7 separate regions of the Homo sapiens genome follow, and regions 1, 2, 3, 4, 6 and 7 are each linked to region 5. The links are chromatin contacts, found by Hi-C or POLR2A ChIA-PET in ENCODE. All regions are on one chromosome and are shown on one strand. The core of a region is the stretch at or near the end of the contact, and the rest is flanking DNA. Distances in the headings are between cores, read along the strand shown. Region 1 holds the start of NSL1 (NSL1 component of MIS12 kinetochore complex). Region 2 holds the start of BATF3 (basic leucine zipper ATF-like transcription factor 3). Region 3 overlaps HHAT (hedgehog acyltransferase). Region 4 holds the start of TRAF3IP3 (TRAF3 interacting protein 3). Region 5 holds the start of SLC30A1 (solute carrier family 30 member 1). Region 6 holds the start of ANGEL2 (angel homolog 2). Region 7 holds the start of FLVCR1 (FLVCR choline and heme transporter 1).

Region 1 (3,212 bases), core at 554-3,053, 1.2 Mb after region 5:
ATACAGAGTCACAACCCAGGAAGTGTTTCTTCATTCTTCCACTGAACCTTTTTTTTTTGAGATGGAGTCTCGCTCTGTCACCCAGGCTGGAGTGCAGTGGCGAGATCTGGGCTCACTGCAAGCTCCGCCTCCCGGGTTCACGCCATTCTCCTGCCTCAGCCTCCCGAGTAGCTGGGACTACAGGTGCCTGCCACCATGGCCGGCTAATTTTTTGTATTATTATTATTATTGTTTTAGTAGAGACGGGGTTTCACCATGTTAGCCAGGATGGTCTCGATCTCCTGACCTCGTGATCCGCCCGCCTCGGCCTCCCAAAGTGCTGGGATTACAGGCGTGAGCCACCGCGCCCGACCCCTTTTGCCTGTTTTAGAGTGAAAACATTTTCTTTACAAGACTAAAATAGGTTAAAAAAAATTGTGTTGGTTGAAAACTTTACTAAGATCATACATTTGCCTCTATACCACATTTCCCAAGCCTTTCTTAAATATTTTTGCAAAGCCCTGAAGGTGGTAGTTTTTTGGGAACACAAGAAATAAAGGGATTGTGTGCTTCCTTATAACAGGCACCAATCTACTTATATTAGCGGAAAAAATTTAAAAGCTCATAATACCGCACATTTGTGAGTTATGAATGACCACAGTGCAAACAGTAAAAATAAAGGTTAATAGGCCGGGCGAGGTGGCTCACGCCTGTAATACCAGCACTTTGGGAGCCCAAGGCGGGCGGATCACGAGGTCAGGAGATCGAGACCATGCTGGCTAACACGGTGAAACCCTGTCTCTACTAAAAACACAAAAAAATTAGCCGGGCGTGGTGGCAGGCGCCTGGAGTCCCAGCTACTCAGGAGGCTGAGGCAGGAGAATGGCGTGAACCCAGGAGGCGGAGCTTGCAGTGAGCCGAGATCGCGCCACTGCACTCCAGCCTGGGCGACAGAGCGAGACTCTGTCTCAAAAAAAAAAAATAAAATAAAATAAATAAATAAATAAAACATGCAAAAGGAAAGATCAAATGCTGCTTGGGTGAATGGCTGACTTCCAGAATTACCCTTTCCAGGAGAATTCCTCATTGTCTGCGGCTGCATTGTCCAACAGGTGAGCCACTAGCCACTTTGTAGTTACTGAGCGCTTAAATGTAACTAGTTCGAAGATGTGCCGTAAATGCAGCACACCAGATTTGAAAAGCTTAGTACGAACAAAAGAATGTAAAATATCTCATTCATTTGATATTATTACATGTTAAAATACCTTGGATTTATTGGGTTAAACAAAATGTCTTATTTCCATTAACTTCACCTATTTCTTACTTTTAGTTTAAAACTACATAAAGATTAGCTTGCCTTGTATTTTCACTGGACAGCGCTGGTCTAAGTAATTAATAAGACCCAGCTGACATTAGCATCTATTTCTTTCTCCTCTAGCGTTTCTCGAACTGGTTCTACAGTAGCCTGGGGCACCGTTAATTCTGCCAAGGCCTGGCGTGGGATCTTTCTGAATCCTAAGATCCTGGGTGTTGGGTAAGAGGATGATGAGTAAAGAACTGGCTAACTGGTCCCGTACCCACTGCGCATCTCGCAGAGCGGGCTCCCGAATCTCCTCCGGCAGAGCGTCCCCGAGCTTTTGCACGAAGCGGCCGCACAGTTGTAGCATTTCGGTCACAGCCCGCTTCGAGGTGCAGCGCACCCGAAAGTCTTCTCGGGGAGTGGCGGAGACCAAGGCCTGGCTCTCTGTGCCAGCCGCGAGCTCCTTGTCCCATGGAGGGTCAAGGACCACCAACTCAGGAGACCCCGCCATTTTTCGTCGGAACTGTGGGCGGGGCACTCTGGGAGCGGAAAAGCGGGTTCACACTGGTGTAACCAGCATGCATCCGGCTGGAAACTCAGGACGCTGCAGCTGAAACGTTCCGGCTCCGGCTCTGCTGGCCGGTCTAAAGCGGCAGCCGCCGGGGCGCAATGCGAGCGGCTGGCGTAGGCTTGGTGGACTGTCACTGCCACCTCTCCGCCCCGGACTTTGACCGCGTATGTGAGGGCGATACGGGACCAGAGGGAGCAGGGAGGCCCCCGTCCTTTCCCCTCGTGTTATCTTTGCTCTCCTCCCTTGGGACGAAACCCCATATCCCCCGCCCAGACCCTTGTTTATGGCCATATGACCTTGCCCCTCATTTCCCTATTCCCTATTTAACCTCAGACATACCGATTTTTTTTTCCTGATTCAGTAGCGGTAAGCTATCTCCACAAGGCTTTTGTTTGCTCTTCTGAGTTCCTGGAATCGTTCCCTCACTCCCCTTGGCTGGCCTGTTTTTCCCCTCGGGGCTCTCACCTCCTGGCTGAGATGCCACTCTTTGTGGGAAGCGGTCCTCGAAACGCGTTCAAATCGGGGAGAGGTCGGGCGCGGGCTCACGCCCGTAATCCCAGCACTTTGGGAGGCCGAGGCGGGCGCTGCGCATCTCCTGTGTCCAGGAGATCGTGACCAGCCTGGGCAACATGGTGAAACCTCGTCCCTACAAAAAAAAAAAAAAAGCCGGTGATTGTGGCGTTTGCCTGTGGTCCCAGCTACTCGGGAGGCTGAGGTGGGAGAATCGCTGGAGCCCAGGAGGTGGAGGTTGCAGTGAGCTGACATCAAGCCACTGCACTCCAGCCTGGGTAACAGTGAGACCCTGTCTCAAAAAAAAAAAAAAAAAAAAATTCACAAATGGGGGAGAGAGGCAAACAAACAAACAAAAATACATGGCCGAGTGTGGTTGCTCACACTTGTAATCCTAGCACTATGAGAGGCCGAAGTGGGTGGATCGCTTGAGCCCAGGAGTTTGAGACCAGCCTGGGCAATGTGGTGAGACCCCGTCTCAATTAAAATAATAATACACACGTAAAATCAGTTACAAACTGTTTTACCCATTACGTGGGAAACTAGAGACTAATAATAGAGGATTAAGGGGGGTTTTATTTCAGGGGGAAATCCTCCCAGGAGCTGACACTTAAGGCTGAAAAGACAAGGAGCCACCCAAGCAAGGGGGTGAGTGTATGCTGGTTAGGGAAACAGATAGGTTGCAGGCCCCCAGACAAGCTAGAATTTGGCACATTTCAGTTGCCAAAAAGCTAAGTGGAGCCTGATGAGCTAGAAAGAGAAAGGCATGAAACAAAACTGGGGAGGTTTGCAGGGGATAGATGAGGTGGGTCAGTAAGGAATTTGGATTGCATTTGAAGCACAATGCAGATT
Region 2 (3,389 bases), core at 78-2,577, 1.1 Mb after region 5:
GAAATGAGATTTTGTCCTAAAGCTCCCAGCATACAGTATGCCCTCAAGAAGTTACCTGCCTTTGTTGAAGTTGCTACTTTAAAAAAAAATGTATTCTGCATAGTGCTTCTCATGCCTCTTTGCTCTCTGTAATCAAAAAGTCACTAGCACAAGAAAGCAGCCTGCATACTGCCCTCGGGGAGCTGACTCTAAACTGGACTCATCACCATGATCACACCTGCCAACCCAGCAGAAACATTTAATCAAGACAGAAAGAGGTGAGCGAAAGTTAGAGATAGTATTATGTTATTAACCATATCTGATTCAGTCTCAAAAATCCTGAGAGGTTGATGTTACTATATTCATTTTACAGATGGGGAAATGGACGGTCCGAGAGGTTAAACAAATTGCTCAAGGCTGCTCAGCCTGTGTGTGGCAAAGCCCAGGCCCAAACTCAGATCTCTGTGACACTCCAGCGACACCTGATGACATGGGCCGGGCGCTGAATTGGGAAGGTGGGGAGTAAGGATGAAAAGACCCAGTCTTCGTCGTAAGGCAGGTGGCCAAGACCCAGGCAAAGTTTCCAGACGGCCGTCCCTGTGGCCAACCTGGTCTCCTTCCTGACTGCGCCGCTGTAAACGTTGCTAGGGGACAGCGAACTGGGAAGGGGCAAAGGGTTTCCACCAGCTGGGGGCGGAGTCGGCCCTTTGTGGGTTCCCTCCGCCCAGGCTGACTAGTCCGGCGTTCTCCATTCCCGCGGCAGCACCCCCCCCACCCGGGGGAATCCTGGAGGGGCTACAGGCGCGGGTGGTGGGGTGGCAGTCGCTGGCTGCGCCAGGATGGGGCGGCCCTCAGGGCAGTGCGGAGCCCACGTGCCGGGGAGCACCGGCCATGCCCGGCCCAGCCAGGCGTCGGCGCCCTCGGGCTTCTTCCCCCAGAGGGCGCAGGAGCTGGCTCAGGAGCCATTCCAGGAGCCGCGGACACTGTGCGCACGACAGGGTCCCTGGATCGCCCCCATTCCCCAACATCCCTACGCCCCTACCTCTGCTTGTCTCCGGCCGCACCCGCCACCTCTGCACCTCCGCAGTCACCACCACGGAACTCCAGCACCCACCTCCTCGCCCCCCGCGGCGCGCCGGTCCCCGCACCCCACGGCCCTCCCTGAGCCTCTCGCCCTCTACCTGCTGCTGCGGCTGCGGCTGCGGCTGGTTCCCGGGCGCCGCGACGCTCCTCTGCAGGACGCTGCCGGCGGCCGGGAGCCCTTGCGACATGCCGGGCGCTCCTCTGGCCCGGCCCGCCCCGCCCCGCCCGCGCGCCCTGCCCGTGGGGCTGCCTACGGGCGCTGTCCCGCCGCCGGCATCCTCGTGCCGCACCCACGGCCTCGCGCCGGCCCCGCCCCCTCAGGCTTCCCGCTCTCCCCGCTACTCCACGCGTCGGCCCAGTGTCCCCGCGCGCCAGTCCCGGCAGCCGTCCTTCCCGTCCCACGTCTGCCCCGCCCTCCTTCTCCCACCCCCGCCTCGTTTCCTCCTCTGCCCGCCCTCTCTCCGCACCTCGGGGTCCCAAATCCCACCCCTGCCGCGGCTTTCCGCCGGCGCCCCGCGCTTCGTGGAAGTCACGTGGTGGCTCTGAAACCCCGGAGGGAACGCGAAGCCCACCCACGCGAGGCGACGCCCGGGGGGGTGGGGACCAGGGGGGCGCCATGCAGCCTTTGGGGTCCTTCGGCGGCTGCCGGGGAACTCAGGTTGAGAAACACAGTGGGTGTTTTGGGGTCGGTGTTTTTTCCCGGTCCCATCGCGGCATCTTCCTGCGCCTCAGCCACGCCCTGCGTCCGCCCCCCGGCGCGGGGGTCACAGTCCCGGGGGACTTTCTCCGCGGCGATCAGTCATCCGGGCGCCACTCTCGCTCCTCCAGCGGCCCCGAAGCCGCGGCTCTGGGGTGAAGACGCCGGCTTCACCGAGTCCCACCGCGCACCCCGAGCCACGGGCGCCCCAGGGACTCTGCAGGGAGTGCCTGCCCTTCCCGTCTCGGGTCCGCCGGGCTGTGGGAGGGAACGAGGCGGGGCGGCCCCGAGGGTGAATTCCCGGAGCGGAGGGTGGGCATGGGGAGGATGTCCCGGACAAAAACGGTGACGGGCTTCCCTGAGAGCGAATCTGCCACGTGGGACGTCACTAGTGACAGGTTTGGGGATCTGGACCCGCCATGCCACGGTTAAACGGCCCAGATCATTTTTCTTTTTCAAGATTTATCTGCTCGTGCCAAGCTGGGGACCGGGTTGAGGTAGGGCAAGTCCCTGTCCACCTGCCTGCCAGTCAAAAGATGCGAAGCCAAGACAATTACCCGTGGTCCTAGCGAAGGAAACACTAGCGGCCACAGGCTGTGGTCTGCATGCTGTGAGCACCGGGAAAGATAACCGCGATTCGGGATGGGCGGGTGGGAACCAGACCAGAAGGGCAGAAGTGCCTACCAAGTGTGGTCGCTTGGGTCTTCAGGTTTGTGGGCAGCAGTGGGCATGGGGACAGTCATTTCCGATTCCTTTTTAAGTCTTAAATGAGTGCACGTGCCCCCCGCCAGGATTTAAGACCCACTCTTGCAAAAGCTTTGAGAGAGCTTGAGTGAACTTGGCTGCCTGGAGGCCAGCGGGAAAGCGAGCGGAGATTCTTGTCTGTGTGATCAGAAGCTTCGGCCAACTGAGAGGCGGGGAGGAAGACGGAGGGTGGACGCAGCCCTTTAGAGTTGCAGCGCCACACTCCACAGCAGCAAGGCTGCGCAGCAGAGCCAGCGCTACGCTGGGTTATCTGCCCGGATTAATCTTTTCCTCTCCGTTATTTCATCACTCAGCTTAACTGGTGGTTGCCCCAGGACTATTTTGCATCCCACAAGGTACCCACACAAGGTGCCTAGCATAGCACGCTACATACACTCAACAGGTGCTCAGTATATGTATTGCACTAGGTCAGCTGAAAGCTCTCATTCCTGAAGCACTAAAAGGGCTCTAACGAGCTAGGAAAACATCTGGGTCAAGGGGTTATCATTTTCAGAAGTGATTTCATTCCCCAGTGTTTTTTATGCACAGAAAAGGCAAGGTAGAAACACCTCGGGAACATTCCCGTGCACTCCTACACTTTATTCTGGTCATGCCCACTTTTCTCACTGAACCACATCACATTTTAAGTCCTTTGGGGCTGCTGCTTCCCTGTCTCTCCCCAGGGAGCCTGAAACCATGTCCCAGCACACACGAACTCTTTATATAGGCATAGTCTACTGTCTTGTGTTACGCAAGGGTTTCTTCAAATACATTTAGTCTTGGTTAACTAGGTAGCATTTAGGGCAGAGATCAATTTGATGTAAAGATCATACATCAAAATGAATGGATTAAATAGCTAGATACAGAAATGAAAATCAGAGAGCTA
Region 3 (3,640 bases), core at 274-2,773, 1.2 Mb before region 5:
AACTTTCAGGTGCAGCTTTAGGTACCATGTTGGAATTATTTGAATTGTAGTCATGTCTGGGAGTAGATTTCTGATTAGAATCCTTCAAATGCTAACTCACTCTTTGTGGACTCCTCATTTGGATACTTTCAATGTTAAGAACTGTCCTTAGAGGTGGATTAAAGTTAATTTACACACAAACATGGAAGTGCTGTAACATGATTCAGACTTATATAAGTGCCATAACAAGACTCAGAGAGAAAGGGGGACGGGATTATTCCAGCCTAGGGCAGGTTGAATAGTGGCGGGATCTGAAATTTGGGGGGAGGTATGGGGAAGTGGGAAGGAGGGAAAACATTTCCTTCTCTCAGTACATTTCCTAAAAGTGGTGCCTGTCAGCATTCTTAAAAAGGTTATTACCTTTTAAAATCATGACATGACAGTTGATAAGCCTTTGTTAAAAAGAAATTAAGCAGCAGCAGCAAGGTAAGAGCGAGATCACAGGGGCACGTGGGAGAAGATGTAAAGTGGGGTGTCTTTGTGTGGGGAACTGACTGATGCTACTTTCAGGGATGACAATAGCTGCCGAAAAGTTCGAGATGGATGAAGGTTTGTTATTCCATCATGATTTTGCTCCCAGGTTTAATGAAAGCAAAGCTCAGGTCAAATTCTATCTGGCATGTGTACGTTTATTAAACACTTACTAGGCAAGCAGTGGAAACCAGTTTACACCAAGCTGATCAGTGGAATTGATGGAGTCCTTTAAGGAGCTTGCATCACCACCTTGCATTGAATTTGTTACTAGGTAGATAGATAATAGAATGTTATCTAGAGAAGGATGGATTTGGGGCTTTTTTGCAGACAGGCAACCAGAAATTCTCCCAACTATGTGGCTGAGTTTAGGATCTTAAAGGCCATCACTTAAGGGGGAGTCTCCAAATTGTCTAAGCCAGTCTGTGTCTCCAATGTTAATGTTGCTAATTAGCAAGTCAGATGTCACCAGGGAAAGTTACACAGACTTTTATCATGCAAGTATTCAGACCTTTGACATGGAAAACAAGAGTTAACTGTCTTTGCAAGTTCTGTTACACAATGTTTAAACAAACAGTGACAATGAATCACTTAAGCCTAAAGTTGCACCATAATGTTTTCCTCTTTAAGTCTTTTTTTATAAAACATGATCTGCCTCCCCAGGGCAAGGCTTACAAAAAATTAGCTTATAACTGATTTGTTTCTCTCCACGGAAATCTTTAGTAAAAGGCGAAAGATTTATTCGATCTGAAGAGAAACCAGTGTAATGCTACAAATTAGTTCAACTCATTGTTGCAGTAACCGCAACTCCTAGTACGCCGATGGTGCCTACAGTTCGCACAAAAAGAATTACTGCCTACAGTTTGCACAAAAAGAATTCTTTAATCTTCCCATAGTTAGAAATGTTGAGTCAAAAGAAATATTCTTTTAAGCTTTAAATAATTTACTATGTGCAGGGTACTATGGGTATGCAAATGAGATGTTGAGTCATCACCTTGAGATTCCACACCTTGTTATTCACCGGGTGCCTTTGGTGCTACCACTAGGGGGCGAAGTAGAGGCCATGCTAGCTGAGTTCTAAATCCCATCCTGGGTTAACCATGGAAACTCGTTTTAGCCCTTTTTGTATAATGGGACTTGGAGTACGATTTGTTATCTTTAGCATCATCTTATTTTGAAACAATTACACATTTACAGGAAGTTGCAGCAGTAGTACAGAGAGGCCTTGTGTACCTCTACCGAGCTTCCCCAGTGGGGAATCTTTTTTTTTTTTTTTTTAATCCCTTACTTTTAATTTTAGATTCCAGGGGTACATGTGCAAGTTTATTACCTGGGTATATTGTGTGACGCTGAGGTTGAGGGTATGAATGATCTTGTCACCCAGGTACTGAGCACAGTACCCAGTAGTTAGTTTTTCAGGCCTTACCAGTCCTCCCTGCCACCCCCCAGCAGTTCCTGGTGTCTGTTGTTGCTAACAGGAGAACCTGATGGTTAGCTCCCCAGTGGGGAATCTTCCATAGTGAACTCAAACCCAGGAACTTGACATTAGTACAACCCACAGACTTTAATCAGATTTCACCTGTTTTGCAAGCACTTACTTGTGTATATGTATATAGTTATATGTGGTTTTATCACATGTGTAGATTCATGTAAACACCAACATGACAAAGATACAGAACCTTGAAGAGCTACTCTGTGCTGCCTCTTTGATGGCCATACTCACCCTCCTCCTCTTCATCTCTAATCCCTGAAAAACCACAATGCTTTTAAATATATATGTATGTGTGTATGTGTATATACACACACACATTTAGGATTCTTATATCTTATTGGTGAGAAGATATTTTTATCATTCTGCAATGACCCTTTTTGACCCTGGTGATTTTCTTTCTCTGAAGTCTACTTTATCTGCCATTGGTAGAGCCACTCCCACTTTCTTTTGATTCATGTATGTATGCCATATCCTTTTTCATCTTTTAACTTTCCACCTCCCCATTTCATTATATTTAAAGTGAATTCCTGTGGACAGTCCAGAGTTGGGTCTTTTTTCTAGCAATCCATTCTGCCAAGCTCTGTCTTTTAATTGCTGTATTTAATTTGATTGGGGTTTATTCAGCTTCTTGAATTTGTAGGTTTATGCTTTTTGCCAAATTTGGAGATCTTTTTTTTTTGCCATTATTTCTTTGAACGTATTTTTAACCTCATATTTTTTCTTCTTTCCTTCTGGAAAATTTAATGACACCAATGTCAGATCTTTTGTTCTTATATCAAGGGTCTCTGAGGCTGTATTTTTTCAGTCAGTTTTCTCTCTCTTGTTCAGATTGGGTGATTTTTATTGACCTATCCTTAGGTTCAATAATTAAAAAAAAAAAAAAATCTCACTCTGTCATCCAGGCTGGAGTGCAGTGGCACAATCTTGGCTCACTGCAATCTCTGCCTCCCGGGTTCAAATGATTCTTCTAACCCTCCCAAGAAGCTGGGATTACAGGCATGTGCCACCATGCACAGCTAATTTTTTTTTTTTTTTTTTTTTTGTATTTTTACTAGATAGGGGGTTTTGCCATATCGGCCAGGCTGGTCTGGAACTCCTGGCCTCAAGTGATCCACCTGCCTCGGCCTCCCAAAGTTCTGGGATTACAGGCATGAGCCACCACGCCTGGCTCAATAATTCTTTCTTATGTAATCTACTTTTGCTATTAAGCCCATCTAGTAAGTTATATATTAAGTATAATGCATTAATGTAAATGTTAATATTTATATCAACATTTACTTAATACTTAATTTTGTTTTGCTTATTGTCGTTCCTTAGGCCCTGAGCTCTCTAGCCAGTCTGCTCTTTTCACCATTCACAATCCCCTTACATTCGTTTTATATGTTACATCCAAGGGTTTTAGCTGTCGTTAGTGGAGGGATAGGGATAAATGTGTGTACTATATCTTGTCTGAAAGCAGACGTCTCTGTGTTGTAGCTTGTGTTTTAAAGTAAGTCTTAGGCATCATAAATGAGTTATTTTATTAATACGCAAATAGATTTCTGAAGAAAGATGGTGGAAGTAATGGACTGTGGGGGAAGGATGGGGCAGTGTGCCCTGAGGATGTGGTGAGCCTTGGTCTCGTTCTTCTCTGTCTCT
Region 4 (3,158 bases), core at 631-3,130, 1.8 Mb before region 5:
CAGAACACAATGTTAAGGGCTCAAACCTACTGTCAAGCAAACCTGGGTCCAACACTTTCTGTGTGATCTTGAGCATATCATTGACCACTCTAAATCCCAGTTATCATGGGATTAGTATCCCAATGACTGCGGACTTTGTAGACATTTCTTTCTGATGTTTAATGGAGTCCAAATAGTAGGTCTCTATAGGAACTCCTATTAAAATCTCCTGTCTTTCTTTACGCTCTAATGCCCTGAACTCCCAGAATCTTCTCACTCTTCTATGCCAATAAAAATTCTCTGGCCAGGCGTGGTGGCTCATGCCTGTGATCGCAGCACTTTGGGAGGCCGAGGCAGGTGGATCACCTGAGGTCAGTAGTTTGAGTCCAGCCTGACTAACATGGTTGAAACCCCATTTCTACTAAATACAAAAAATTATCCAGGCATGGTGGCGTATGCCTGTAATCCCAGCTACTCAGGAGGCTGAGGCAGGAGAATTGCTTGAACCTGGGAGGCGGAGGTTGCAGTGAACCGAGATCGCGCAATTGCACTCCAGCTTAGGCAACAAGAGTGAAACTCCGTCTCACTCTGTCGCCCAGGCTAGAGTGCAGTGGCACATTCTTGGCTCACTGCAACCTCTGCCTCCCAGGTTCAAGCGATTCTTGTGCCTCAGCCTCCCAAGTAGCTGGGTTTACAGGCACATGCCATGACATCCGGCTAATTTTTTATATTTTTGGTAGAGATGGGGTTTCACCATGTTGGCCAGGCTAGTCTTGAACTCTTGACCTCAAGTGATCCACCCACCTGGACCTCCCAAAGTGCTGGGATTACAGGTGTGAGCCACTGTGCCCGGCCAAAATTCTCTTTTTCTGACATCTTGGGCTCCCCAAGCCCTCTGTCCTCTACTCATTCCCATCTCTATGTGTCAAGCTCCAGACACAGGGCCTTGAGCTGTTGTCTCTCATCCTGAGTAAATGCCACTTGTCTTCAGTCCTAGTGCTTGAGAATCCATCCTCTGCTTTTCCCTGCCGATTCCTTGTCCTTTTTCTCCTCAAAGAACAGAGAAAGAAGCAGAAGCAGAGAAAATGGTGACAAACTCTCCACATGTTAATAAATGTTATCACAGCTATTTTTAAGTCTCATTACCTGCCTCACATGTGTCAAACCTTAGAATTCCAAAGAGCCACATACATCACCCAACTACCACAGTGAGTAGCATCCAGACAAGGTGAATTTTACAAGGTTACAAAGCTGCTCAGTTAACTTGTCCCAATCCAGTTTCCTCTCCACTATTTTAGCCTGAACTTCTTGGGAATTTCCTGGCTGCATCATTTGTGATGGCTTCATCTTAATGCATGCAAATCAGTTCCCTTTAGTTTTTCCCTAAATTTCCTAGTCCGGTTGACCAGATAAAAAAATGTGTAGAAGACTCTGCCTTCTATTCCTTCCTTCATCCCCCAGCTACCCACCTTTACACTCCCTCCTCATTGCTCCAGAAAGGAGCAAATCCAGAGTTGGTCTCATTCCAGAATCTGAGAAAGACACCACCTACTTCAGAAGAGCAGAAACTCTTTACAACACCAGGATTGGGAAGAGGTGGCTAAAGAAAAAGGAAAATCCTTACACAAAGAACTACCTGATACACATGAAAGCCTACACTGAGAACATCTCATCTAGGTCTTACCACCAAAAAGGCATTTTTTTCCCTCTCATAGAAACCACAAAGGTCTGAATCTGACCCAGAGGACTATCCTTTTCTAATCATGGAAAGGAATCTTGACTTGAAACTGTCCAAGAGCTCCGACCAATCCAGTAGCAAGAGAAAGGGTGGCCGGGGTGCCTACTGATGGGAGGAGCTCCTGAGCCCAGCCCTGGAGGCCTCAGAGTTCAGGGGCCCACTTAGATGATACCAGAGAGCAAGAGAGAGGAACTGGGGTTTGCGAACCTTGTGGCTTTGTCTGTTTCCTGTTTCAGCAAGGCTGCTGTGCAAAAAGAAAGACGGTACCAAGAAGGGACGTGTTAATGGGGCCCAGACCTATGGATTGAAAGCGTGTGCTTTACCCATCTGCTGTCTTGCTCCATCTGAGACCAGAGCCAAGATCTGCCCAGGACTGGAATGCTTTCCCGAGTGGCTTGAGTTGGAGCCTGGGACTAGGAGGTAACTGAGAAGGAGGATGCTTTTGTGTCCAGGTTTGGGAACTCCAACTTCGGGGTAGGGCAGAAGATGCTCTACCATCCCAGCTCCCCTGGGTGGAGAGTGGGTGGCATAGTTTAAGGGTGTCAGGGGTTTGGGTAACCAAGAAAGTATCCTGTATTGGTTTCCTGTGGCGCTAGCCATGGCACAGGGTACAGCTTGCACCACTCCTCTGTTCCAGTAGATTAGATTACATTAGATTAGGAGTGAGTCAAACGACTTAGAGTTCAGGCTACCCAGTGATATGGGCATGAATTAAATGACCTTTTACAGTTTTCTTCAAAGCAGGGATCCCTGAACACAAGACTGCCTTCCCAGCAGCTTAAGCGCAGGCCCCTCTCCCCTCAGTTCACACTGAGAGCTCTGGGCCAGGAAGGCCAACCCATGCAGGAAGCCATTCATTGTCTCCATTACAAACATGGCCAGGAAGTAAAAGCGAGACTCAGAAAGGCATGTCAAGCCACAGTCAGGTGAGGAGCCATGCCCTGTTCTCTCTCTGCAGCCTGAGAGACCAGGCTGAGCCTTCCCAGCCAGTAAACCTTCTTCCTCCAAGCTCTAAGTGAGCCCAGTCATGCTGCCAGGGGGGAACCTGAGAGATGCCAGAAAGCCTGGGCAGTGGCCAAGTGATCTTTCTTTGAACCCTACAGGGACCAGTTCCCTTTTCTTTAGCAGCCTACCCCTGTCAGCCGTCCCACATACCTTCTTGTTTTCAAGCAAGTCAGTAGGGTCCAGATATCCCAGAAACCTGGGTAGGGTTCTATGCAGCATGCTGCACCAAATCCTAGCAGGTGTGGTAGCCAAGGCATCTGGGAACACTCCCCTCTCTAAGGAGCCATTTCCACTGCAGCTCCTTTCTTGGGTAAGAAGGCTCCATGTCTGCCCCAAGGAAGCAGAGAGCAGAGCAGCTGTGTGTTTCAGTGGACTAAGGTTGGTGGCCTGGGTGGAGAGCCCAGAGAGACCTCATCTCAGGCACTGTCTTCTCCCC
Region 5 (3,668 bases), core at 817-3,316:
ACTCGAAAAGGAAAATTATGTAGCATAATTTATAATGATACAAGGTAAATAAACGTAAGTGAAGGAAATAAGACCAAATTGTTAAGCACCATTGAGCTTGGGTAGTAGGACACTGGTTGAGTCATTTCCATCTCCTTTCTTTCAACATTTATTTTCAAATTTCCTTCAAGAGCACTTAATGTTAAATATAAAAAGCATCCACTAAAAATATAAGATGAATAAATTACCATCACTTTTAGTTCAGTACGATTATGAAAAGTCCTGGGAAAATGTTAAACATGCCCAGACAGGTCCTAAATCTATGATTTCCAGGATTAGGGATCAATTAGCTGAAGCATACACTGCTGTTCATAAAAGAAACCTTTAACCAGGGTTTACACGCTCTGAATGCATATTATGAAACGGAGTTCAATGGGCATAAGAACTACTTTGGCAGAGCAAGGTTTCCAGCACCCAACTACTGGGGACGAATTGGGGATTCTCTCCGTTTCCCAAGAGGGCCAAGGAATTGAATTGGGAAGCATTTCTGACGCTGTTATAACCATAACCAGACAAGTCTCCAGCAAAGTTGCTGCAGCCTGTAAAGACAGCCAAGTGCGGGTGTGGACTGCAGCGGGATGATGATCACCTCCTGACCCTTTTTCTTAGGGTCTGACCCACAGCCCCCACCTACAAATATGCCAGACGCGTCGCCGGCTCCTTGCACCCGACTGAGGGGGTTCTGATTTCCTGGAGCAGCAGCGGGGCGTGTGCAGGACGGGGAGGGAGCAGGCAGGGGCGGCGCGGCGCAGGCCCGCTCGGGCAGCAGGGGGCGTGCGGGCCACCCCGCCGAAGGCCAGGCGAGGCTCTGGGCACCCCAAACCCAACCACCTGCGGCAGCGACTTTCCCGGCTCACCTGCGGGGTCCAATTTCAGCCCGTTGGAGTTGCTGGTATTGGCCACCAGGGTGTTGGTCTCCTCCTGGTCGGGACCCTGCTCGCCCGGGGCCACGTTGATGTCGCTGCTCCCGGGGCGGGTGCTCTTAACGCGAGGCCCCTTGGGGAGGCCGTGGCCGTGGCCGTGACCCCCGTGCGAGTGGCCGTGGCCGGAGTCCTGGCTGAAGCCGCTGTGATGGTGGAAGAGGCAGAGCCCCAGCACGTTGACCAGCAGCCCGGCCACGCCGACCCCAAGGACCACCAGCGGCTGCTGCATCTCGTGCGGCTCGATGAAGCGCTCGATGGCCTCCAGCAGGATGGCGAAACAGAGGCCAGTCAGGAAGATGGCGTTCACCAGAGCCCCCATTACCTCGGCTCGGATCCAGCCGAACGTGTTCTTCTGGGTGGCGTGGGTCCGCCGGGCGAAGCGCTCGGCCACCAGCGCCACCACCAGCGCCAGCACGTCCGACAGCATGTGGAAGGAGTCGGAGAGCATCGCCAGCGACGAGGTCACCCGGCTCACCACCACCTCCAGCACCATGAACATGAAGGTCAGCGCCAGCATGCACAGCAGCCGGCCCCGGTTCCGACCCCAACACCCCATGGCTGCGGCTGCGGGGCCCGCCGAGCCCGGCCCGGAGACTGGTGCAGCGGCGGCGTTGGCGGGACGCGGAGGGTCGGCGACCGCGACACGGAGGAGCGCCCGAGTCGGGCCGTTCGGGAAACCGCTGAGGGGCCCCCGCGGCCGCACGGGGACAAGCCCGGGTCAAGCCGCCGAGCCCCGCGCCTGTGGGCGTTCTCCGCCAGCCGGCGGCGCCGCGCCGCGCAGCTCCTCAGGCGTCCGTCCTCAGAGCCGGCGCCGAGGCCCGGCTCAGCCTCAGCAGCCCCCACACCCAGGCGGCGGCGGTGGCGGGGAGCTGGGCTCCCGGAGCCGGGGTACCAAGAGCCGCAGCCGGAGCAGGAGCAGGAGGGCGGCGGGCGAGGGCGGCAGGAGAGGGCGACGGGCAGCTTCGCGCCGAGAAAGCTCCGAGCATCTGAGGGCTCTGCTTGCTGGTCTCCTCTGCGGCGGCTGGACTGAGGAGCGGATGGCTGAGGAGCTAGAGAGGCGGCGGCCACGGCAGCTGCACTCGGCCCGGTCTCGGGCGCCTTCTTCGCCCCCCCGCCTTTGCAGACGGTTTACAAAAAAACTTTGCTTTGCACTCGGAACCCCCGTTTTCACACGGACCCGAGCGTGACAAGGCCTTGCCGCCCCGCCCACCAGGCCCGGCACGCTTCCCCATTGGTCAGGACCCCCTCACGACAGCCTCGGCGTCCCGCCCAGCCACGCTCACTATTGGATGGAGCCTCGGAGGGGCGGGAAGGGGGCGGGGTCGCGGCTCCAACAGATAGGGGCGGGGCCTTTTCCTCCCGGAGCCGGGCGTGGGCCGGGGGGCCGTGGCCGGGTGCAGCGGCGGGCGAATTGGGGGCGCGGGCCGCGTGCAGCGGGAGGGGGAGGGGCTGGCCGGGTCCCCTCGGGTGTGGCGGAGTCCTGGCCTGCGGACCATCGCAACTCCCAGCACACCTGCGGGGGCCGGGCTGCAAAGTCTGCAAACAGACTTTGATCCTCCGAGCCCAGTCCACGTGGGGGCGGGCCGCGCGGCGGCTGTGTGACAGCTCGGCGGCGGGGGAGGGGCCGGAGGGGAGCCCCTGAGCGCGGGGCCCTCGAGTACTCGGTCCTGTCGGAGGAGGCCGACAGACGCATAAACAAGTGCGACTGTAACTTGGGACTCTGCTGGACGCCGAGCTGAGGAGTTAGTCCTCCCGAAGGTCTGCTAGGGGCGTGGACCGAATCTTTGTACATGTTTTGGGAAAGCCAGTTTCTCCTATCACCATCAACCCCTGGAGACCTTGTGTGAACTCAGGTGTCTGTCACTGATTATCTAAGGACAGTTCAGGGTACAGACTTCAGGCAGGAGAAACCTGGGCTCTGCTCCTTGCCTTGTCAATAGCCAGCTGTGTGGCTTTGAGCAAGTCACCTAATCTCTCTAGACCTGTTTCCCCATCTATAAAGGACTGGACAAATGCAACTCTGAAGATCCCCGTCTGACTCCAAAATTCTAAGGCTCTATGATTTAACATTTATTTATAGACTACACACGGTGGAATCTTGTGCTGGTTGCTATGGGGAGGTGGAGGGGCAGTAAGAATACAAAGGAACGAGTTTCTGTCCAGGTGGAGGTAAAATATAAACACGACATTTTAAAATTACGATGGAATACTCTTGATAAATTGTGCTATTTTAGACTGAATACATAAGCACTGTGTTGTGGGTGGAGATGAGTTGATCTGGAAAGGAACAGCTTGCCCATCTAAGGTGGGGTGGTGGCTGGAATCAGAGTGGCTTAAGCTGGACCTGAAAGGCCTCACCACAGCCCCTGCGCAGCAGAAGGACCTCCCCACCCACTGCCCTAGATTACTACTGGACAAATGCAGTGCCAGCTATTGCCTGGAGATGTGTATACAAGGCTTGTTTGGAGCTGTTATTTTGCATTGTTTTGGTATTCTTGTAATTCCTATGAAATTTTTTTCACTTGTATGTAGTGTGTTTCTAGTCTCCCCATCCAGACTGGAGAGCTGGATCCTCACCTTCTGTTTCTGTTTTGCTGGAATATAAAGAATGGAGGAAAATTTTCAAGACATTATTAAGGAAAAAATGATAGAATTTGATGATTAATTGGGTATTGGGAAGGAGGAAGCTAGGTAGGAGAACAAAGA
Region 6 (3,208 bases), core at 707-3,206, 1.4 Mb after region 5:
CTTGTATAGTTAGGAAAACAAAAGCCTATCCACAACTTCATAAATTCACAAAACTACTTCTCTTACTAATCAACGGGTGGATAATTTATTTCTCCATTCTTTTTTAAGCATGATTCTCGTTGGGGGAAATGAAAGAGGATGGGGATGACGTACTACGAATGCACCAACACTCCAAACCAACAGCTTCAATTTAACCCATCATCCAAAACATCTCCAAAGTGGCGCTAACATTTTTAATAGGTATGTTGCTCTCAGGCTCTCAAGAAACACTTCAGCTTAATAAAGCACCATGTTCCTCTCACTATACTACTTTGGCAAAATGTTAAGATTCAGAGAAGGACTTTTATCCTTTCCTCCAAAATTCTTAACAGCTACATTTCTACCACAGCATCAATAATGTGCGCTCCCATCCCTAAGGGAATTTTGTTTAAGTTGCGTTTACTGTTATTTAACTTTATACGCTGTTATTCTCGTTTTAACAGCATTTAAATTTTTATTATAATTTTTACAGTTTAAGTATTCGCTAGTTGTTCTCTAAAATCTACTTAATTGTAAATCTTTAAAGGCATAACATGGGCATTCTACACTGCTTTGTGATAACTCTGAAAGCCATAGGAATTTGGGCACTTGGTCCATGCATTTTCTATGCTAATAAGCCACTGTATTGAAATATAATACTTGTACTACAAAAGCTATTATCTATATTTGCAGTTATTTATTCAGACTTTTTTTTCTCTTAAGATGTTAAGCTCCTTCAGGGCCAGAACAGAACCGTCTTATTCATTTTAATTCCGTTATCTTCACAAGTGCCTAGCACAGTGCCTGGCAAACAGCTGGTACTCAGGAAACATTGTTGAACTGAATTACCATCAAGTCCCAGGCCTATGGGAGTTACAACCAAATCCCCATCGCTTATGTAATAATACATGCTGTGTTTCCCAAGCGTGGTGGGTGGTACACGAGTCGGTTTCACAGAGTACACAGTTAAATTACTTGATTGTAATTTCTAAATACTTATGTTAGTTTATTAGGAAAAAACATAATCGCACATCAAATCCAAGACTCTGCAGACACTGCTTAGGGTGAAGCTAATGTGGGCAGCACCTACTGAAGTGCTTTTTAAAAAAAACTGAGTCAATTTAAAGAAAAATATCCAGTAAATAATACACGTGAAACAAGAACTTGGCCATAACAGTAAGGGATGACATACAAGTGACTAAAGTTTGAAAGACACTAACACATCAACAAAAATCAAGCCCCTCCTGGGCGTGTGCCACACACGCGCCTCCAAGGGATCAGGCCCGCCGAGACCTACTGCGGAGAGGCGGCCTCCCCGCCGACGCTCGGTTCCCGGGACGGTGCTGCGGAGTGTGTGGAGCAGGCCAGCGCTGGTCTGGAGGCTGGGTTGGGGGAAGCAGGCCAGGGATCCAAAGCCACTGGCACAAGCCTGGCCGGCGGCCCATGAACTCCGCGCCAAGACCCCAGACCTCGTTGGCCCAGCGTCCCGCCAGCTGCGCGGCGGGTTTACCTATCCCGCTTGGTCTCTGGAGGCTCGTCCCGGATGCACCATCGCCCAGACCCTCTTCCTCTTCCTTCCACCCCTAGCCCGCCCCGCCCCGCCCCGGGTTAGTCCCGGACGCCCGCCCGCTCTTTCAGGCCGCCCGCCCCTCTCTCCTCCCTCCGAGTACCCAGCCCTACTGACCGGCCTCTTCCCACCACACAGTGGCCGTAGCCCTTCCTCACACAGCGCCAGGCTTCCATCTTCGCCCTCCGCGTGCGTCCAGTTCCCAGGCCCCGGGTTCCACCTCAATCTCTATAATCGATGCGACGGCCTAAAGTATCTAGGGAACCCCATCACTCTTAAGTACCGACTCCAGTCCTGGCTGCAAGGCATGCTGGGAGGTGCAGTCTCGCCGGCCGGCCTACACTCCATCTTGCGCAGTCAGAGTCCCTGAATGCCTTAACCCGGAATTCTGCTCAAGGAGCATGCGCAGAGCGTGGGACGCGCGTGCAACCATTTCTGAAGAGGGCAAAACACCCGAACTTCGTCTTAAAGAAACAGAAATAAACTTTCTTTTTTTTCTTTTTCTTTCTTTCTTTCTTTTTTTTTTTTTGAGATGGAGTTTCGCTCTTGTCGCCCAGGCTGTAGTGCAATGGCACGATCTCGGCTCACTGCAACCTCCACCTCCCGGGTTCAAGCGATTCTCCTGCCTCAGCCTGCCAAGTAGCTGGGATTACAGGCATGAGCCACCACACCCGGCTAATTTTTGAATTTTTAGTAGAGACAGGGTTGCACCATGTTGGCCAGGCTGGTTTCGAACTCCTGACCTCAAGTGATTCGCCCGCCTCGGCCTCCCAAAGTGCTGGGATTACAGGAGTGAGCTACCGCGCCCGGCAGAAATAAACAGAGCAGTGAAAATTTTTAATTGCCCAAAGTGCAGATTCCCAGCTGAGGCTGAACAACGCATCCTCTGGGTGCCCATGGAACTGAGGTACCACAGAATTTTGCAATTAATGTTGCGGAAGCACAGCCATAGCTCTCACTTTAAAATGTACGTGTATGGGCCGGGCGCGGTGGCTCACGCCTGTAATCCCAGCACTCTGGGAGGCCAAGGCGGGCGGATCACGAGGTCAGGAGATCGAGACCATCCTGGCTAACACGGTGAAACCCCGTCTCTACTAAACATACAAAGAATTAGCCGGGCGTGGTGGCGGGCGCCTGTGGTCCCAGCTACTCGGGAGCCTGAGGCAGGAGAATGGCGTGAACCTGGGAGGCAGAGCTTGCAGTGAGCAGAGATCGAGCCACTGCACTCCAGCCTGGGCGACAGAGCGAGACTCCGTCTCAAAAAAAAAAAAAAAAAAAAAAAAAGTACTTGTATGTCTTGTGTGTCCACCTTTATTAAATGTATTATAGGACTGTAGATTGTTGAAAGACATTATTTAAGTGGAGACCCTGCAAGAAACAGGAAGAGAGAAACCGAGAAAGAATAAAGTGTGGAGAGTAGAGGGGAAAAGGATACTAGAAGGCAGGAGCACTGCTTTTATAGGCTCTTTGAAACAGTGGTAATTTCTTGGGAAGGCTTTTCTTATCCCTGGTGCATAAAAGGAAGTAAAGTGTATTTGAAAAAAACCTTTCCCTCAGTATGTAATTGATTCTTGTTATTTGCAGTAGTTAGGTTCTGTAAAGTTGCTGGAAACACTGAATTAG
Region 7 (3,424 bases), core at 704-3,203, 1.3 Mb after region 5:
ATTTCACCTGTACCGAGAGATGCCTGATATATTTCATACATGACCAAAATAATAATGTAAGAGGCAATAAAAAAGTGCAGGGTTTTAGGGTTCTAGATATCAGCACATTTTAAGATTAAATGCATGGTAAGAACTTTTGTACTATATACACCTAGTTTGAACTTAAATTTAATAACAAACTCTTTGGAGTCTCTCTCTCTCTCTTTTTTTTTTTTTCCCAAACATAGCTTCCCAAGGAGCAGAAGGGCTGAATTTTCTCTAGTTCCAGGAAGACCGCAAGGCTACTGTGCTCTGGATGTCTCGTTTTTATTTTTTTATTTTTTTATTCTCCAGATCTCAAGACGGTGTCTGGCACATACCATTCAATACAAGTTTGGTACCTGGAACCCACTGAATATGCATGTCCAGTAACTATTAACTACATGTGTTGGTGCAAGGGAGAAGGTCGAGCAACCGGATCTGCTCCATCATAGCCCGTCTCAGTCGCTTCATTCAAGTCAGCGGGGTGAGGTTGAGGGGATTCCAACTTCACAAGGGCAGATTTCTCATGGACTCTCTTTCTCTGGTTGTACTGGAACACTTTCTGGCGTTATTCCTCTGCTGGGACAGCATGAACTTATGAAACGTGGTCCTGTCTGCCCTAAAGCCAGGGTCTCACCGACAAGGACAGCGATGCTGGGGCGAGAAATAAAGTTCGTCCTGGGCCTGCGTACGGTACAGCGCCCTTGGGAAGCCCTTGTGGAGTTAAGGGTGATGCCCACTTCTTTGTCTCCCTCATTCTGTTTCGGTGGCTCTCTCGTTCCCAGTTCCAAGCTGCCCACTTGTTAGAGGAGCCACTGCTTACCAGGCATCTGGTTTAATAAAACATGGCTAGAGCGACTGCATGTTAAAGTGAGTAACTAGGCACTCACAAGGCACCTATAAGGTTAATGCTAAAGGTCTGAAAATAGCCGCATTCTAAGCTGACCAACAATTATAATTACACAATATTTATGGCCATACAGGACATCTCCCACCAAGTCTGCGGAATTGTCCAGATGTCCTGAGTTTTTTTTTTTTTTTTAGACAAGGTCTCACTTTGTCGCCCAGGCTAGGCTGGAGGGCAGTGTGGTGCGATCTCAGCTCACTGCAACCTCCGCCTCCCAGGTTCAAGTAGTTCTCCTGCCTCAGCCTCCTGAGTAGCTGGGACTACAGGCATGCACCACCACGCCTGGCTACTGGCTTTTTTTTTTTTTTTTTTTTTTTTAAATAGATGGCATCTCAGTATGTTGCCCAGGCTGGTCTCGAACTCCTGGGCTCAAGGGAGACTCCTGTCCGGCCTCCCACAGTGCTGGGATTACAGACGTGGCCACCGAGCCCGGCCCAGCCCTCTACTCAGAGATAACGTCAATGCGCAGGCTTAGGTTGAAGGATTAATGGTCATTAGTGCACCAACAGCCCCTACCTTTAGTGGGCACATCAGCACATTCCACGATTAATCACAGCTCCTCACAGCTGCCTCTAAGTAGTGACACTACCGAAGGACGGGAGTTCCTCCTCCTGCAGTCTGAGGACTTGCACTCTCTAACGGAGTAGATTCCAATAAACTTGCTTCCTTCACTGCGCTCTGTGACTCGCCTCCAATTCTTCCCTGAAGTAGACCCAAGAACCCTCTCTTGGGGTCTGGATCGAGACCCCTTTTTCCAGCAACACAACCCGCGGGGCCGCCTCCCGCCCACCCTCAGGTGCAGGAGACCCCGGGCCATGCATCCTTCCGGGCAGGAAAATGTCAGCCAGCGCTCGCCGGCCGCTTTCCTCCCCCGCCTCCCGAAGTTCTCGCCCGGTAGCTCCCCGACTGGCTCTCGCGCCGGACAAAGGCGCACGCTGATTGGCCGGAGGGCCGTAGTCATGCAGGACGCGCGACTCTAGGGGCGGGACCAGACAAGGGGTGACTGCCGCGCGGCGCGGGGGAGGAGACCTTCATCTGTTCACGCGGTAGCGCGGATTGCGGTTCGCGGCGCGCGCCACCGGGGAAGGAGCGGTGGGCCGAGGGGTTGGAGGTGGGGCCCCAGGAGGACCTCGGGCTGTGGGCCGGGAGAGCGGAGTCGGGGAGTGGGGCGGGGGAGCGAGGTGGCGCCGGGGAGCCTGGGATATGGCGCGGCCAGACGATGAGGAGGGGGCGGCGGTGGCGCCCGGACACCCGCTCGCGAAAGGATACCTCCCGTTGCCGAGGGGCGCGCCCGTTGGGAAGGAGAGCGTGGAGCTGCAGAACGGGCCCAAAGCGGGCACCTTCCCGGTGAATGGGGCCCCCCGGGACAGCCTCGCTGCCGCCTCGGGAGTTCTGGGCGGGCCTCAGACTCCACTGGCCCCAGAAGAGGAGACCCAGGCCCGGCTGCTGCCTGCGGGCGCGGGAGCTGAGACCCCGGGGGCCGAGAGCAGCCCGCTGCCCCTTACGGCGCTCTCCCCGCGGCGCTTCGTGGTGCTCCTGATCTTCAGCCTGTACTCGCTGGTCAACGCCTTTCAGTGGATCCAGTACAGCATCATTAGCAACGTCTTCGAGGGCTTCTACGGTGTCACCTTGCTGCACATCGACTGGCTGTCCATGGTGTACATGCTGGCCTACGTGCCCCTCATCTTCCCGGCCACCTGGCTGCTGGACACCAGAGGCCTGCGGCTCACCGCCCTGCTGGGCTCCGGCCTCAACTGCCTGGGTGCCTGGATCAAGTGCGGCAGTGTGCAGCAGCATCTCTTCTGGGTCACCATGTTGGGCCAGTGCTTGTGCTCGGTGGCCCAGGTGTTCATCCTGGGCTTGCCCTCCCGCATCGCCTCAGTGTGGTTTGGGCCCAAAGAGGTGTCCACAGCTTGTGCCACCGCCGTGCTGGGCAATCAGGTAAGTACTGGAGTGGTAGGTGAAAGTCAGATCCTTAAAAGACCGGAAAAAGTCATAGGCCGTGAGAACTATGGCCTGTATGGATGAACTGCCCCAGGAGGTATTTGTCTATAAAAGAGGAGATGAAGCCGTTGAATAGGAGGCCGTCTTGGATTGAAGTGGGCTATAAATTTCTTTGTAAGGACAAAATTTTCCAAACGACCTTGTCATCTTGCTTTGAAAATTACCTATAAAATAATTAACTGGGCCGGGCGCGGTGGCACACACCTGTAATCCCAGCACTTTGGGAGGCCGAGGTGGGTGGATCACTTCAAGTCAGGAGTTCCAGACCAGCCTGGGCAACATGGGGAAACCCCGTCTCTGTTAAAAATACAGAAATTAGCCAGGCCTGCTTGCGGGTATCTGTAGTCCCAGCAACTCAGGAGGCTGAGGCAGGAGAATCTCTTGAACCCGGGAGGTGGAGGTTGCAGTGAGCGGAGATTGCACCTTTGCACTCCAGCTTGGGTGACAGAGTGAGACTCTGTCTCAAATAATAATAATAAACTGTAACCATAA

The links. A loop is a pair of places that touch in the nucleus more often than their neighbours do. ChIA-PET counts read pairs that join two places held with the same protein, here RNA polymerase II (POLR2A). Pooled maps may share reads with other maps.
Region 1: a loop to region 5 is called in a map of CD8-positive, alpha-beta T cell, with 14 times the contacts of the local background. The contact joins the promoter of NSL1 here to the promoter of SLC30A1 in region 5. A Hi-C loop is called at or near these places in 3 of 168 maps with a recorded cell type or tissue (CD8-positive, alpha-beta T cell and naive thymus-derived CD4-positive, alpha-beta T cell), 2 of 37 single-sample maps with no recorded cell type and 11 of 50 pooled maps.
Region 2: a pooled map shows a loop between it and region 5 (10-fold over the local background). The contact joins the promoter of BATF3 here to the promoter of SLC30A1 in region 5. A Hi-C loop is called at or near these places in 2 of 37 single-sample maps with no recorded cell type and 6 of 50 pooled maps.
Region 3: a pooled map shows a loop between it and region 5 (9-fold over the local background). The contact joins the enhancer-like site here to the promoter of SLC30A1 in region 5. A Hi-C loop is called at or near these places in 5 of 50 pooled maps. POLR2A ChIA-PET finds 5 or more read pairs at or near these places in 4 of 52 experiments (PC-3, WTC11, activated CD4-positive, alpha-beta T cell and 1 more).
Region 4: a pooled map shows a loop between it and region 5 (8-fold over the local background). The contact joins the promoter of TRAF3IP3 here to the promoter of SLC30A1 in region 5. A Hi-C loop is called at or near these places in 3 of 168 maps with a recorded cell type or tissue (CD8-positive, alpha-beta T cell and naive thymus-derived CD4-positive, alpha-beta T cell), 3 of 37 single-sample maps with no recorded cell type and 10 of 50 pooled maps.
Region 6: a loop to region 5 is called in a map of B cell, with 25 times the contacts of the local background. The contact joins the promoter of ANGEL2 here to the promoter of SLC30A1 in region 5. A Hi-C loop is called at or near these places in 5 of 168 maps with a recorded cell type or tissue (B cell, CD4-positive, alpha-beta T cell, CD8-positive, alpha-beta T cell and 1 more), 2 of 37 single-sample maps with no recorded cell type and 14 of 50 pooled maps.
Region 7: a map of naive thymus-derived CD4-positive, alpha-beta T cell shows a loop between it and region 5 (34-fold over the local background). The contact joins the promoter of FLVCR1 here to the promoter of SLC30A1 in region 5. A Hi-C loop is called at or near these places in 2 of 168 maps with a recorded cell type or tissue (CD4-positive, alpha-beta memory T cell and naive thymus-derived CD4-positive, alpha-beta T cell) and 10 of 50 pooled maps. POLR2A ChIA-PET finds 5 or more read pairs at or near these places in 1 of 52 experiments (GM12878).

What each region holds. Positions count from the first base shown.
Region 1 is chr1:212,789,974-212,793,185 of GRCh38, forward strand. It overlaps NSL1 (NSL1 component of MIS12 kinetochore complex), which reads right to left and starts at 1,804. Exons shown (of 6, transcript NM_015471.4): 1 at 1,557-1,804. The coding sequence starts at 1,790. It overlaps TATDN3 (TatD DNase domain containing 3), which reads left to right and starts at 1,921. Exons shown (of 10, transcript NM_001042552.3): 1 at 1,921-2,014. The coding sequence starts at 1,949. RefSeq lists enhancers at 477-1,255, 1,730-2,009.
Region 2 is chr1:212,698,513-212,701,901 of GRCh38, forward strand. It overlaps BATF3 (basic leucine zipper ATF-like transcription factor 3), which reads right to left and starts at 1,328. Exons shown (of 3, transcript NM_018664.3): 1 at 1,161-1,328. The coding sequence starts at 1,250. RefSeq lists silencers at 626-1,075, 1,266-1,345.
Region 3 is chr1:210,372,993-210,376,632 of GRCh38, forward strand. All of the region lies in intron 3 of HHAT (hedgehog acyltransferase), which reads left to right. It also overlaps the pseudogene RNU5A-8P. Among named protein-coding and RNA genes, the nearest start is that of HHAT, 46 kb to the left of the region's middle. RefSeq lists enhancers at 56-968, 969-1,880 and a silencer at 1,556-1,645. Within about 2 kb of position 1,524, at least 16 of the 41 ENCODE cell types and tissues checked have a DNase peak (open chromatin) inside an H3K27ac peak, as active enhancers do; they include PC-3, where a contact is called at or near this core.
Region 4 is chr1:209,754,173-209,757,330 of GRCh38, forward strand. It overlaps TRAF3IP3 (TRAF3 interacting protein 3), which reads left to right and starts at 1,881. Exons shown (of 17, transcript NM_025228.4): 1 at 1,881-2,137. RefSeq lists enhancers at 1,604-1,763, 2,044-2,453.
Region 5 is chr1:211,577,095-211,580,762 of GRCh38, forward strand. It overlaps SLC30A1 (solute carrier family 30 member 1), which reads right to left and starts at 2,067. Exons shown (of 2, transcript NM_021194.3): 1 at 897-2,067. The coding sequence starts at 1,518. RefSeq lists silencers at 697-1,046, 1,547-1,856, 2,097-2,656 and enhancers at 1,157-1,266, 1,239-1,740, 1,741-2,240.
Region 6 is chr1:213,013,911-213,017,118 of GRCh38, forward strand. It overlaps ANGEL2 (angel homolog 2), which reads right to left and starts at 1,957. Exons shown (of 9, transcript NM_144567.5): 1 at 1,703-1,957. The coding sequence starts at 1,761. RefSeq lists enhancers at 794-1,382, 1,383-1,970, 1,683-1,992.
Region 7 is chr1:212,856,322-212,859,745 of GRCh38, forward strand. It overlaps FLVCR1 (FLVCR choline and heme transporter 1), which reads left to right and starts at 1,954. Exons shown (of 10, transcript NM_014053.4): 1 at 1,954-2,869. The coding sequence starts at 2,132. FLVCR1-DT (FLVCR1 divergent transcript) reads right to left here and starts at 1,817. Exons shown (of 2, transcript NR_027286.1): 1 at 1,445-1,817; 2 at 283-597. RefSeq lists silencers at 2,055-2,114, 2,195-2,404.